Regions from separate parts of the Homo sapiens genome. Here region 1 is linked to region 2. A link is a contact called in ENCODE Hi-C or POLR2A ChIA-PET data. All regions are on one chromosome and are shown on one strand. The core of a region is the stretch at or near the end of the contact, and the rest is flanking DNA. Distances in the headings are between cores, read along the strand shown.

Region 1 (7,200 bases), core at 1,581-4,080, 520 kb before region 2:
CCAGATCCGCCTGCAGAGCTTCCCGGGCCACTCGGGGGCCGTCAAGTGCGTGGCACCCCTAAGCAGCGAGGACTTCTTCCTGAGCGGCAGCAAGGATCGTACCGTGCGCCTCTGGCCGCTGTACAACTACGGCGACGGGACCAGCGAGACGGCCCCACGCCTCGTCTACACCCAGCACCGCAAGAGCGTCTTCTTCGTGGGCCAGCTTGAGGCCCCGCAGCACGTGGTGAGCTGTGACGGGGCTGTGCACGTCTGGGACCCCTTCACAGGTGAGCGGGCCCAGGTGAGGCCTGTTCTCTTCCTGCTCCTGCGCCCCACCAGGCCTCCAGGAAGGGGGCCCGAGGGTGGGGCTGTAATGCTGCGGAGTTTGGGGAGACCCAGCGAGGCCGCCTAGGAGAACAGTTAGGGCTTCGAATCTGTTAGACTTGAGTCTGAATTGGCTCCACCGGCTTACTTGCTGAGTGACCTTGAGCAAGTTCCTGCTGCTGGAAGCGTCTCCTTTCCCATCTATAAACTGAGAATCAGAAAAACTGGCGTAGAAGATAACACACAGCCGGGCGCAGTGGCTCACGCCTGTAATCCCAGCACTTTGGGAGGCTGAGGCGGGTGGATCACGAGGTCAGGAGATCGAGATCATCCTGGCTAACATGGTGAAACCCCGTCTCTACTAAAAATACAAAAATTAGCCGGGCGTGGTGGCGGGTGCCTGTACTCCCAACTACACAGGAGGCTGAGGCAGGAGAATCTCTCAAACTCAGGTGGCAGAGGTTGCCGTGAGCCGAGATCGCACCACTGCACTCCAGCCCGGGCAACAGAGCGAGACTCTGTCTCAAAAAAAAAAAAAAGAAGAAGATAACACATGTAGGGTTTTGGCTTCATGTGTAGCAGATATTTGGTCAATGGTTGCTTATTTTTTGGCGTCACCATAGGGAGAAATATGGTTAAAAGGGGGAAAGGGATGGTGTCGGGGAAGACAGAGGGAGGTGGCATTGGGTCAGCAGCACTGTGCAGAGAGAGGAGGTTGCTTTGGGGATGGGAGCCTGGCCGGGCCATGGAAGCAGGAAGGTGGGAGAGTCAAGAAACATCTTTAGGCCGATGCAGTGGCTCACGCCTGTAATCTCAGCACTCTGGGAGGCCAGGAGTTGGAGACCAGACTGGCTGACATGGTGAAACCCCATCTCTACTAAGAATACAAAAAAAGGCCGGACGCGGTGGCTCACGCCTGTAATCCCAGCACTTTGGGAGGCCAAAGTGGGTGGATCATGAGGTCAGGAGATCGAGACCATCCAGGCTAACATGGTAAAACCCCGTCTCTACCAAAAATACAAAAAATTAGCCAGGCGTGGTGGCGGACGCCTGTAGTCCCAGCTATTCGGGAGGCTGAGGCAAGAGAATTGCTTGAACCTGGGAGGTGGAGGTTGCAGTGAGCCGAGATTGCACCACTGCACTCCAGCCTGGGCGACAAAGCGAGACTCCATCTCAAAAAAAGAGAAACATCTTTAGCATTTTCTAAGGATCCCTGGGGGACGGGAGGCAGGTGTGCGGTGAGTTGGGGGATTAGAAGCTCCCAGGGCTCTTCCGTCAGCTGCTGGGACCCCAGATCCACTGTGACTTTCCTTCCCAGGGAAGACCCTTCGCACAGTGGAGCCGCTGGACAGCCGGGTGCCCCTGACTGCGGTGGCTGTCATGCCCGCCCCCCACACCAGCATCACCATGGCCAGCTCTGACTCTACCCTGCGCTTTGTGGACTGCAGGAAGCCTGGTCTGCAGGTCAGGGGGGTCCAGTTCCCTGAGCACTCGCCTGGTTCTCTGGGGACCTGGCAAGGAGGAGAGACTCCCCAAAAACAGAAAGCCAGGATGTTGTTCTGGGGCCCTAGTTAGTTTCTCTTTGGTGCTAGATCACCCACAGCCACACATCCTGCGGGGCAGGACTCTGGCCTGTGATGGGGGTGGGGTTCTGGGCTTTTCATGCCCCCTGATGAGGGTCAGAGGCTCAGGCCTTCCTGCTGTGTGGGCTTGGGTGGTGGGCAGGGCCTTGGGGAGTGTGAGATGGGAAGGTGGTGCCTCAGCTCAGCCGCCCTCTCCCTGCAGCACGAGTTCCGACTGGGCGGTGGGCTGAACCCTGGGCTTGTCCGTGCCCTGGCCATCAGCCCCAGTGGCCGTAGTGTCGTGGCCGGCTTCTCCTCAGGCTTCATGGTGCTCCTGGACACCCGCACAGGCCTGGTTCTGCGAGGCTGGCCAGCCCACGAGGGGGACATTCTGCAGATCAAGGTGACGGGCCGGGTCTCCCTCCCCTTGCTGCCCAACCCCCGCCCCTGTCCAGCCATCACCCCTGCTTAGGGTCTGCCTGCCCGGGTTCAGGCTCGAACTGGTCTGTCTTATATACCTGGTCCAGGACTAACTGGGCAGGGAGGGTAGCCCTCTCGGTCCACCTTGGGAGCCAGTTGCACTGCAGGGGTCTCAGCAGGAGGCAGGCCATGGGGGCGGGAGCCACGGGGCAGTGGGGCGGGAGCTATGGGGCAGGGCTGACCCTGTTGCTCATGGCGATGTTCTAATGAGTAACCCTTGTCCATATTTGTCTTGCTTGGAGGATCAGGGGTCAGGCCCTGTCCGTGACCTAGTTCAGGTTAAATAAAGCTGAGCTGGGAGGCTGTTTACTGCCTGTAGACCGCTGAGCAGAGTCCATGGCCCTGCCGGGCTGCCCTGGCTGGGGGCAGGAGCACGCCTGGGCATGGGGATCCTGTCCCCGTCTCCTTCCCCTCCCCCTCCCTCCATTCTCAGTCACAGGCCTCGGGGAGCTGCTCAGGGAGGCCCAGGAGGGGAGGAACAGGGCTTCGTGTGGGAGGATTTCTGCAGGCAGCTGGGACTTTCCTCCCCAGCTTGGCTGGAGGCCAGGAGTCTTGCATTGCCCTGCTGACAGCAGGCTGTCGCTGGCTCCCTCCAGAGCCCCAGGGAACCCTCAGCTCAAGGTGCCCCCAAATTCTAACTTTCCAAGAAAGTGTCAGGAGGGCTCTGGGGTCAGCCTGGGTGTTAATCCCAGCTCTGCTGCTTGCTGGCCCCATGACCTTGGTATGGTTACTTCACTTCTCTGAGCCTCACTTTTCCTGTTTGTGAAATGGGGACAATGGCAGCATCCACCGCATAGGGTTGTTACGAAGGTCAAGGTCGTCACGTGCACGCCTGGCACCATGCCTGTGCGTAGTTCTCAAGTTAGAGTGACGACTGGGTTACGGATGCTGAGCGTATTAAAATGAACCAACGTGAATATGGTGTGTGTGGGAGGGTGGCGGCTTGTCACCCACCCAGGACGGCCTGTCTCCCTGGAGAGAAACTGCGGAGGGAACTGGGAAGGCCTTGGGGCCCAAGGGTATGCAGAAGGACCCAGGCTCCTGCTGAGGCTCTCCTCTCCCGGGACAGGCGGTGGAGGGCAGCGTCCTGGTCAGCTCCTCCTCTGACCATTCCTTGACCGTCTGGAAGGAGCTGGAGCAGAAGCCCACCCATCACTACAAGTCAGCATCCGACCCCATCCACACCTTTGACCTGTACGGCAGCGAGGTGGTCACTGGCACCGTGTCCAACAAGATTGGCGTCTGCTCCCTGCTTGAGCCACCCTCGCAGGCCACCACGAAGCTCAGCTCTGAGAACTTCCGCGGCACGCTCACCAGCCTGGCCTTGCTGCCCACTAAACGCCACCTCCTGCTGGGCTCAGACAACGGGGTTATCCGCCTCCTGGCATAGACTGAGGCAGGAGCTGGCCGGGCAAGGGTGGGAAGACATCTGCGGGCGCGTGTCCACTCACCCTGTTCCCTGAGCAGCAGCTCCCTCCAGGGAGGCCCTGGGTCCCACGCCCTGGGTGCCCACATGGCCTGCCAACTAGGGCCTGCAAATGGAGTGGGGGAGTCCTGGCCCCTGAATCACCAGAGCCACCAAGCCTGCCAGAGGGGTCTCATTCATGGCTTGGGGACACAGGGCTCCTAGCAAGCAGGAAGTTAAGAGCAGGAGGAAGCGTTGCTACCTTCACTTCTCCCCAGCTCTGCCCTCTGGGTCCACATGAGGACAGGGAAGCTCGGGAAGGGGAAGGGAGACTGGCCCTGCCCAGCCGGTCTCTAGCCCCTCAGCCCCCGCTGGGCACTCTCTGTCCCATCCCTCTAGGACAGGGAAGCTGGCCTGGTCCAGGGCACTGATGGTGCTTGGATTCCAGCCTAAGGAAGGCTGGCCGTGGTCCAGGAGTTAAGGGCTTGGGTCTGGGGTTTAAGTGGCCACCCATCCAGGCCCTGGCCAGTGTGGGACCGGGACGGGAAGGAAGAAGGAGGCTAGGAGCAGGGGGAAAAGGTGCACTTGGCCAGTGGCGCCTGCCAGGAGTGAGTCCATGCGTTGTCTGCCCACCCCTACCACAGTGTTTGTGCCTTCAGCTGAGGGGGCAGCCTCTGGGCCCTGAACCCCTGCTGGGGCTCCACGACCCTGAGAGAAGGGGTGAGAAGAATCATCTCTGCACCTCGGGTCTCTGCCAGAGGAAGACTTAAGCATCCCTGCGACCTCACATTCTAGACAGAGATGAGGTCCAGGGGTTGGCCCCTGCTGCCTTCTCACAATTTGCAATAGATGTAAATAGGACCAATAAATCCTTTGGAAGAGCCATGGGGTGAACTGAGGCTTGTCTTTTTTTTTTTTTTCAATAGAGATGGAGTCTGACTATGTTGCCCAAGCTGGTCTCCAACTCCTGGGCTCAAGCGATCCTCCTGCCTCGGCCTCCCAAAGTGTTGGGATTACAGGCATGAGCCACCACGCCCAGCCTGAGGCTTATCTTGCTGGTGGTGTCAGGGTGGGGAAAGTCGAGACCCAGCAGTTTCCAGGACAGTGAGGGTGGGAAGGGGCCTGATGGAGGGAGTGAGGAGCAGGACAGTGAGGGTAGGAGGCGGCCTGATGCAGGGAGTGAGGCGCAGGACAGTGAGGGTGGGAAGGAGCCTGATGCAGGGAGTGAGGCGCAGGACAGTGAGGGTGGGAAGGAGCCTGATGCAGGGAGTGAGGCGCAGGACAGTGAGGGTGGGAAGGAGCCTGATGCAGGGAGTGAGGCGCAGGACAGTGAGGGTGGGAAGGAGCCTGATGCAGGGAGTGAGGCGCAGGACAGTGAGGGTGGGAAGGAGCCTGATGCAGGGAGTGAGGCGCAGGACAGTGAGGGTGGGAAGGAGCCTGATGCAGGGAGTGAGGCGCAGGACAGTGAGGGTGGGAAGGAGCCTGATGCAGGGAGTGAGGAGCCGGACAGTGAGGGTGGGAGGCGGCCTGATGCAGGGAGTGAGGCGCAGGACAGTGAGGGTGGGAAGGAGCCTGATGCAGGGAGTGAGGCGCAGGACAGTGAGGGTGGGAAGGAGCCTGATGCAGGGAGTGAGGAGCAGGACAGTGAGGGTGGGAAGGAGCCTGATGCAGGGAGTGAGGAGCCGGACAGTGAGGGTGGGAAGGAGCCTGATGCAGGGAGTGAGGAGCAGGACAGTGAGGGTGGGAAGTGGCCTGATGCAGGGAGTGAGGAGCAGGTGTGAGGGCGGGAAGCGGCCTGATGCAGGGAGTGAGGCGCAGGACAGTGAGGGTGGGAAGGAGCCTGATGCAGGGAGTGAGGCGCAGGACAGTGAGGGTGGGAAGGAGCCTGATGCAGGGAGTGAGGCGCAGGACAGTGAGGGTGGGAAGGAGCCTGATGCAGGGAGTGAGGAGCAGGACAGTGAGGGTGGGAAGTGGCCTGATGCAGGGAGTGAGGCGCAGGACAGTGAGGGTGGGAGGCGGCCTGATGCAGGGAGTGAGGCGCAGGACAGTGAGGGTGGGAAGGAGCCTGATGCAGGGAGTGAGGCGCAGGACAGTGAGGGTGGGAAGGGGCCTGATGCAGGGAGTGAGGCGCAGGACAGTGAGGGTGGGAAGGAGCCTGATGCAGGGAGTGAGGAGCCGGACAGTGAGGGTGGGAAGGAGCCTGATGCAGGGAGTGAGGAGCAGGACAGTGAGGGTGGGAGGTGGCCTGATGCAGGGAGTGAGGAGCCGGACAGTGAGGGTGGGAAGGAGCCTGATGCAGGGAGTGAGGCGCAGGACAGTGAGGGTGGGAGGCGGCCTGATGCAGGGAGTGAGGCGCAGGACAGTGAGGGTGGGAAGGAGCCTGATGCAGGGAGTGAGGAGCAGGACAGTGAGGGTGGGAGGCGGCCTGATGCAGGGAGTGAGGCGCAGGACAGTGAGGGTGGGAAGGAGCCTGATGCAGGGAGTGAGGCGCAGGACAGTGAGGGTGGGAAGGAGCCTGATGCAGGGAGTGAGGCACAGGACAGTGAGGGTGGGAAGTGGCCTGATGCAGGGAGTGAGGCGCAGGACAGTGAGGGTGGGAAGGAGCCTGATGCAGGGAGTGAGGAGCCGGACAGTGAGGGTGGGAAGGAGCCTGATGCAGGGAGTGAGGCGCAGGACAGTGAGGGTGGGAAGGGGCCTGATGCAGGGAGTGAGGCGCAGGACAGTGAGGGTGGGAAGGAGCCTGATGCAGGGAGTGAGGAGCAGGACAGTGAGGGTGGGAGGCGGCCTGATGCAGGGAGTGAGGAGCCGGACAGTGAGGGTGGGAAGGAGCCTGATGCAGGGAGTGAGGAGCCGGACAGTGAGGGTGGGAAGGAGCCTGATGCAGGGAGTGAGGCGCAGGACAGTGAGGGTGGGAGGCGGCCTGATGCAGGGAGTGAGGCGCAGGACAGTGAGGGTGGGAAGGAGCCTGATGCAGGGAGTGAGGAGCAGGACAGTCAGGGTGGGAGGCGGCCTGATGCAGGGAGTGAGGCGCAGGACAGTGAGGGTGGGAAGGAGCCTGATGCAGGGAGTGAGGCGCAGGACAGTGAGGGTGGGAAGGAGCCTGATGCAGGGAGTGAGGCGCAGGACAGTGAGGGTGGGAAGTGGCCTGATGCAGGGAGTGAGGCGCAGGACAGTGAGGGTGGGAAGTGGCCTGATGCAGGGAGTGAGGCGCAGGACAGTGAGGGTGGGAAGGGGCCTGATGCAGGGAGTGAGGCGCAGGACAGTGAGGGTGGGAAGGGGCCTGATGCAGGGAGTGAGGAGCCGGACAGTGAGGGTGGGAAGGAGCCTGATGCAGGGAGTGAGGCGCAGGACAGTGAGGGTGGGAAGGGGCCTGATGCAGGGAGTGAGGCGCAGGACAGTGAGGGTGGGAAGGGGCCTGATGCAGGGAGTGAGGAGCCGGACACTGAG
Region 2 (6,935 bases), core at 2,843-5,342:
GTGAGGGGTTGGGTGGAGTCAAGTGTGTGGAGGTGAGGAGACCAGGTAAAAGGTTGTTGTTGCAATCATCCACTGGCAATGGAAACACAGAGGGAGGGAAGATGTGAAGATTGTCATTCCACACTTGGACAATCATGAGCCCTGTCTTTAAGTCTCAGTGGTTCTAGTTCCAAGTAACTTAATTTACAGACTAGCGGTGGTGCAGAACCAAGCATGAGTATTTTAAAAAGACTAAAGGCCAAGCACGGTGGGTCACGCCTGTAATCCCAGCACCTTAAGAGGCTGAGGCGGGTGGATCGCTTGAGCTCAGGAGTTTGAGACCAGCCTGGGCCAACATGGCAAAACTCCATCTTTACAAAAAATAAAAATAAAATAAAATAAATCAGCCACGCATGGTGGCGCACACCTGTAGTTCTAGCTACTTGTGAGGCTTAGGTGGGAGAACTGCTGGAGCCTGGGAGGCAGAGATTGCAGTGAGCCGTGATGGTGCCACTGCACTCCAGCCTGGGAGACACAGTGAGACTTAATTTTTAAAAAAAATAGATAGACAGATTTGATACGGATTAAATAGGTTATCCAGGCAATATATACAAGAAAACTCGTGAGAAAAAGAGATGAATGTTGTAGGGAAAGAGCATACACATCACTATCTGTGAGAATTTAAATCCACTTCTTTTTGGAGAGTAATGTGGCAAAACCCAGACAAAGGTATGTATGTATGTATGTATGTATTTATTTATTTATTATTTTGAGACGGAGTCTCACTCTGTTGCCCAGGCTGGAGTACAGTGGTGCCATCTTGGCTCACTGCAACCTCCACCTCCCAGGTTCAAGGGATTCTTCCTTTTTTTTTTTTTTTTGAGACAGAGTCTCGCTCTGTTGCCCAGGCTGTAGTGCAGTGGCGTGATCTCGGCTCACTGCAACCTCCGCCTCCCAGGTTCAAGCAATTCTCCTGCCTCAGCCTCCCGAGTAGCTGGGACTACAGGCACGTGCCACCACACCCAGCTAATTTTTGTATTTTCAGCAGAGACGGGATTTCACCACGTTGGCCAGGATGGTCTCCATCTCTTGAGCTCGTGATCTGCCCACCTCCCAAAGTGTTGGGATTACAGGCGTGAGCCACTGCGCCCGGCCAAAAGAATCCTGTGCCTCAGCCTCCTGAGTAGCTGGGATTATAGACACGAGCCACCACGCCTGGCCCCCAAAGGTATTTAAAGGAAAAGGTATTTCTGTCAGGATTTAAGGATTCTGATCCTGAGTAGTAGCAATTCCATCTGCTACATTCCAGCCTAAGTGAGTGGGCAAAAAGAGACTACACTTAACATCAGAATGAAAGCCAAAGTCCTTACAATGGCCTACAAAAGACCTATATAATCTTACTCCACTACCTCCTTCTGCTCCTTAAATGTGATGAGTATGCTCCCAACTCGGGCCTTTGTATTTATCTTCCAGCCCAGTGGTTCCCAAACTTTACAGTACATTGAAATTTTCCTGGCTGGGCCTGGTGGCTCATGCTTGTAATCCCAGCACTTTGGGGGGCTGGGCGGATCACGAGATCAAGAGCTCGAGACCAGCCTGACCAAATGGCGAAACCCCATCTCTACAAAAAAATACAAAAATTAGCTGATGGTGGCACATGCCTGTAGTCCCAGCTACTCAGGAGGCTGAGGCAGGAGAATCACTTGAACCCAGAAGGCGGAGGGTGCAGTGAGCTGAGATCATGCCACTGGACTCCAGCCTGGGCGACAAAGCGAGACTCTGTCGCAAAAAAAAAAAAAAAAAAAAAAAAAAATATACACACACACACACACACACACACACACATATATATACATATATAGATGGTCAAAACTTCTATAGCATCTTCTATGTGTAGCACACTACTCTAAGCACTTTGCGTCTGTTAACATTACAACAATTCTGTGAGGATAAGTACTACTATTATTTCCTTACAGAAAACAGCAAAGAGGTTAATTGACTTGCCTAGAGCCTGAGCTCTTTATTTCTCGCCTTTTAAAAAAGGCGACCTTGGCTGGGTGCAGTGACTCACGCCTGTAATCCCAGCACTTTGGGAGGCTGACGCAGGCAGATCAACGGAGGTCAGGAGTTCGAGACCAACCTGGCCAACACGGTGAAGGACCATCTCTACTAAAATCACAAAAAAATTAGCTGGGTGTTATGGCACATGCCTGTAATCCCAGCTACTGGGGAGACTGAGGCAGGAGAATCATTTGAACTGGGAAATGGAGGTTGCAGTGAGCCAAGACTGCACCACTGCACTCCAGGCTAGGCGACAGAGTAAGACTCTGTCTCAAAAAAAAAAAAAAAAAGGCAACCTCATTTGAACCTAGGAATTCAAGACCAGCCTGGGCAACATAGAGAGACCTTGTTTCTACGAAAAAATAATTAGCTGGGCGTGGTGGTGCAGCCTGTAGTCCCAGCTACTCTATGGGCTGAGTTGGGAGGATTGCTTGAGCCCAGGAGGTGAAGGGTGAAGTGAGCTGTGATCACGCCACTGCACTCCCAGCCTCAGTGACAGAGCAAGACGCCAGCTCAAAAAAAAAAAAAAGGAACTGGCGCGATGGCTCACACCTGCAATTCCAGCATGTTGGGGGGCCGAGGTCAGGAGTTCAAGACCAGCCTGGCCAACATGGTGAAACCCCATTTCTACTAAAAATACAAAAATGAGCACGGTGTGGTGGCATGTACCTGTAATCCCAGCTAGTTGGGAGGCTGAGGTAGGAGAATTGCTTCAACCCAGGAAGCGGAAGTTGCAGTGAGCAGAGATCACACCACTGCACTCCAGCCTGGGCGACAAAGCGAGACTCTATCTCAAAAACACACAAACAAAAGGCAACTTTTTCAGCAGAACCGAGACAGACACGGAGAATGTTTCTATAAAGACCAAAAGCAAAAGCCCCAAACAAAACCCACCAATGGTTTCAGCTTTCTTTCACCGAGAGACCACCAGGCCAAACCAACAGAGAAGTCTTGGAGATTAAGGTAAGTAAATACTTCCAGTCCAGACAATACCATGCAAGTTGGCAGAAGCATGTAACAACATGCACCCTCAAATAGTATCAGTAAGAAGAGATAAAAGATAAAATTGTAAAACTGAACAAGTTTATTCATGGTGATAAAGCAACAGGAGCCTGATGAATAAGGAAAGAGTCCTTCAAGGACGGGCACAGTAGCTCATGCCTGTAAGAGGATCACTTGGGCCCAGGAGTTTGACCAGCCTGGGCAACACAGTGAGACCTCATCTCTACAAAAAATAAACAAAATTAGCCAGCTATGGTGGCACACGCCTGTAGTCCCAGTTGGGAGGCTGAGGTGGGAGGATCACCTGAGCCCAGGAGGTTGAGGCTGCAGTGAGCCGAGATCGTGCCACTGCACTCCAGCCTGGGTGACAAAACGAGACCCTGTCTCCAAAAAAAAAAAAAAAAAAAAAGTTCAAGGAATATGTGTGCATTCGCACACTAATAAAGGGACTGTGCACAGTCCAGAAAAATATTTGAAAATATAACCTCTCTACCTACCTAACGCCATACAGGAAAACCCCTGAATCTCTCAGGAAAGGGAGGAGCACGAACTAATCTAAGAACCCAAAGGAGAACGAAGCTTCAGTTTAAGATAGATGTGGTCACAAAGACGGTTTCACAAACCACTCTGCTGTGGTTATTTGCCATAAAGCAAATAACCAGCACACAGGGAGCTTTGGCTACCTTGTGCGAGCTTCAGATTTAAGCAAGGCACCAAATAAGGGAAGGATTCTGGCGCATCAACTCCCAGGAAAAGTGTTTCAAGTTAAAAATGGTCATTCAGGTTTGGATGTGAACTTCTGTATCTGCTCTTTATCAACAGAGGCAACTCTACCTCCCTGGCAGCTAGCAGCAGAAAAAGAAGAAAACTGTTAGAATACAAATGGATTACACAAAGACAACAACATGGCCTGCTACAGCCTGGCATTCGCCTTGACACTAAAAACAAGGCTAGAAACACGCATTGCAGATCTTCTGGGATTCCACATCTGAGCTGAACCAAGCATGTCCAGGAGAAGGCAGGCCATGATGTCACTTTCCCCCCCCACAGCCAGATGCTTCAAGATGAAGGCTGTAAACCACAGCACTGTTGGTGAGAGACTCAGTTTCACTGTGACTGGAGGCAAGGCCTGCTTCCAGCTAGTTTTTTTGGTCAATCAAATCTTTTCTGTGCTGGTTCCCAGACCCAAACTCTGTAGTTCAAAAGTCAAAGCAAACACCTCAAATCTTTTATCTTTGATCCAATTCTTTATCTTCCAAATTCTCTCTTCGTCCTCTGTCTCTGAACAATGAAAATCAATCTTAACAAGGATCCACAAAGCAAGGAAAACATGGGCATTAACTTCTTCCTAATTTATTTAAAATGCTCTGTCACTGCTATCATTAAACGTATAGAAAAAAATTTGAGTTTAGAGTTAAAAGGGAAGAGGCCGGGCGCAGTGGCTCATGCCTGTAATCCCAGCACTTTGGGAGGCCGAGGTGGGTGGATCACCTGAGGTCAGGAGTTTGAGACCAGCCTGGCCAAAAATGGCAAAACCCTGTCTCTACTGAAAATACAAAAATTAGCTGGGTGTGATGGCGGGTGCCTGTAATCCCAGCTACTTGAGAGGCTGAGGCAGAAGAATCACTTGAACCCGGGAGGCGGAGGTTGCAGTGAGACGAGATCATGCCATTCCACTCCAGCCTGGGCAACAGGGCAAGACTCTATCTCAAAAATATATTTAAGAAAAAAGAAAAAAAAGTCGGGCGCGGTGGCTCACGCCTGTAATCCCAGCACTTTGGGAGGCCCAGGAGGGCAGATCACGAGGTCAGGAGATCGAGACCATCCTGGCTAACACAGTGAAACCCTTTCTCTACTAAAAATACAAAAAAAAAAAAAATTAGCCAGGTGTGGTGGCGAGCACCTGTAGTCCCAGCTACTCAGGAGGCTGAGGCAGGAGAATCACTTGAACCCGGGAGGCGGAGCTTGCAGTGAGCCAAGATCGCACCACTGCATTCTAGCCTGGGTGACAGAGCGAGACTCCGTCTCAAAAAAAAAAAAAGGGAAGAGAAGAATGACAGCGATACAAGTAAATAAACTGCTGGTTATACAAGTATGCTTACATTGTCACAATTTATCACCTGTATGGCTCTGTTATGTGCACTTTTCTGTGTATATATATTTTTGGAAGATTTCTTTTAACTCTGCAATAATTTTTTAAATTGCCACAACTTTTTCTACTAGTCCACAAAAAGCCTTTGTTTCACAGCCAATAAATACCCTTTGCCCCATATGTCCTAATCCCCACCATTATTCTAACTCTGAGGTGGTAGACATGCAGATGACTGGTGCTATAATAAACAACTTTCTGCTACCCCTCGGTGGACAAAGCTGTGCAGATGTGTTGATGGTGTATGCTATATCCCCAGTGTACGGATGTAAAGACAAGGAAAGAGATTAAAAAATCTGTTCATGCAAACAAAAAGAAATTTAGGAATGCAACCCATAAGATCTCACTCCTGGTCTGCAGTGACCACAAGTGACAGCTTCCTAGGAGCACGAAGGGCACTATTAGTGCCTTATTCAACCTTTTGACATATGTCACTTGCAAGTATTTCAAAAGCCATAGAGTTTTATAGATCTGTCCAGAAGTCTAAAGGAAAACCTGCCAAAGACATTCCTCAGAAGAGAATGTCAAATGTGTTAACATAGTTTGCTTGACAAATTAGGACCTAGCATCTCAGAGATTTGTGGCACAAGTAAACTCAAAATCTCAATAGCAAGAATAAGGTTTTAGCATCTTTATCAAGAAAAAAAATCCCAGAAAAATGTAAATCCATAGCGAGTATTATCACAATTCCTCTTTCCCATACGCATCAGGAGCTGCAGTCCTACTGTGTGTGTGAAAGTCAAGAATAGGACTTAGTGCCAATGATTACAACACAAAGCATAACTTATTCCTAAGCCAAGCTGGGCTTGGCTCAGAAAGCTTCCCAGAATGATGGAAGGCATGACTTTAGAGTGAGTCAACCTTTGCTAATACATAAAATAAAGCAGAGAAAGAACTATTTGAAGGATTCACTTCTAAGCTTGAGCCAAATCAAAAGCTCAAATCTATCTACATTGTGATGAATCTTCAGTTCCAACTGAGTGATCAGACAGCACCAATGTGGACATCTGTACCATGGCCCAAGACATTATAATGACAGAATCTTGGCTGGGAATCTCAGAAGCAACCATTCCTTGCAGTTTCGAACCATGCTATGTTTTTATCCATGTTGTTCCTTCTGCCAGAAAAGTCAGCTGACCACATCTACCTAAAATACTTCTTTGACTTGCAAAATTAAGGACAAAGATTACCTTTCTAGGTCGCTCTACCTGTTCACCCTGAGTTAATCTCTTTTACCTCTGTCCAGTGTATATATTTCTATTATTACATTTATAACACTTTATTGCAAGTATTTATTTACATATCCTTTTTTCTTACTAGACTGTGTTTTTGAGGGAAGGACCAACATCACTTACTTTTCTGTGTGCAGTACCTAGAATAACAATATATAAAGGTGCTCCATGAATATTTATGGAAATGACCTGAATTGGGACAGGGAAAAACTTGATTTCCTCAGAGACTACTAGCTGGCCTCAGAGGAGGTTTTACAGCAAAATGGGCAAGTGAAAAGAGAAAAAATATCTATATAAAACTTTGAAGCCACTTATTTTAGGCAACATACAAAGGTATATACTATACTGTAAGATAAAATAGATAAAAACAAGAAAGAGAAGCCAAAGAGAAAAAGATAAAGAGGTCACCAAACAGTAAGGTCACGACCGAAGATAAACGCCCTTTACACTTACTAAAGGAAGTTTGGCTACAACCTCTGGAACAATTAAAATAGAGAATCATTCTGGGTTAA

Evidence for each region. A loop is a pair of places that touch in the nucleus more often than their neighbours do. ChIA-PET counts read pairs that join two places held with the same protein, here RNA polymerase II (POLR2A). Pooled maps may share reads with other maps.
Region 1: a loop to region 2 is called in a pooled map, with 3 times the contacts of the local background. The contact joins two enhancer-like sites. A Hi-C loop is called at or near these places in 2 of 37 single-sample maps with no recorded cell type and 3 of 50 pooled maps. POLR2A ChIA-PET finds 5 or more read pairs at or near these places in 2 of 52 experiments (B cell and activated CD4-positive, alpha-beta T cell).

Annotation. Positions count from the first base shown.
Region 1 is chr17:1,733,948-1,741,147 of GRCh38, forward strand. It overlaps WDR81 (WD repeat domain 81), which reads left to right. Exons shown (of 10, transcript NM_001163809.2): 7 at 1-269; 8 at 1,625-1,770; 9 at 2,092-2,271; 10 at 3,418-4,638. The coding sequence ends at 3,738. Among named protein-coding and RNA genes, the nearest start is that of SERPINF2, 5.3 kb to the right of the region's middle. RefSeq lists enhancers at 1,414-1,931, 1,932-2,447 and a silencer at 2,688-2,982. Within about 2 kb of position 2,831, at least 15 of the 41 ENCODE cell types and tissues checked have a DNase peak (open chromatin) inside an H3K27ac peak, as active enhancers do.
Region 2 is chr17:2,256,244-2,263,178 of GRCh38, forward strand. The region is part of intron 8 of SMG6 (SMG6 nonsense mediated mRNA decay factor); the gene reads right to left. Among named protein-coding and RNA genes, the nearest start is that of SMG6, 44 kb to the right of the region's middle. RefSeq lists enhancers at 2,993-3,192, 3,473-3,602. Within about 2 kb of position 4,093, at least 8 of the 41 ENCODE cell types and tissues checked have a DNase peak (open chromatin) inside an H3K27ac peak, as active enhancers do.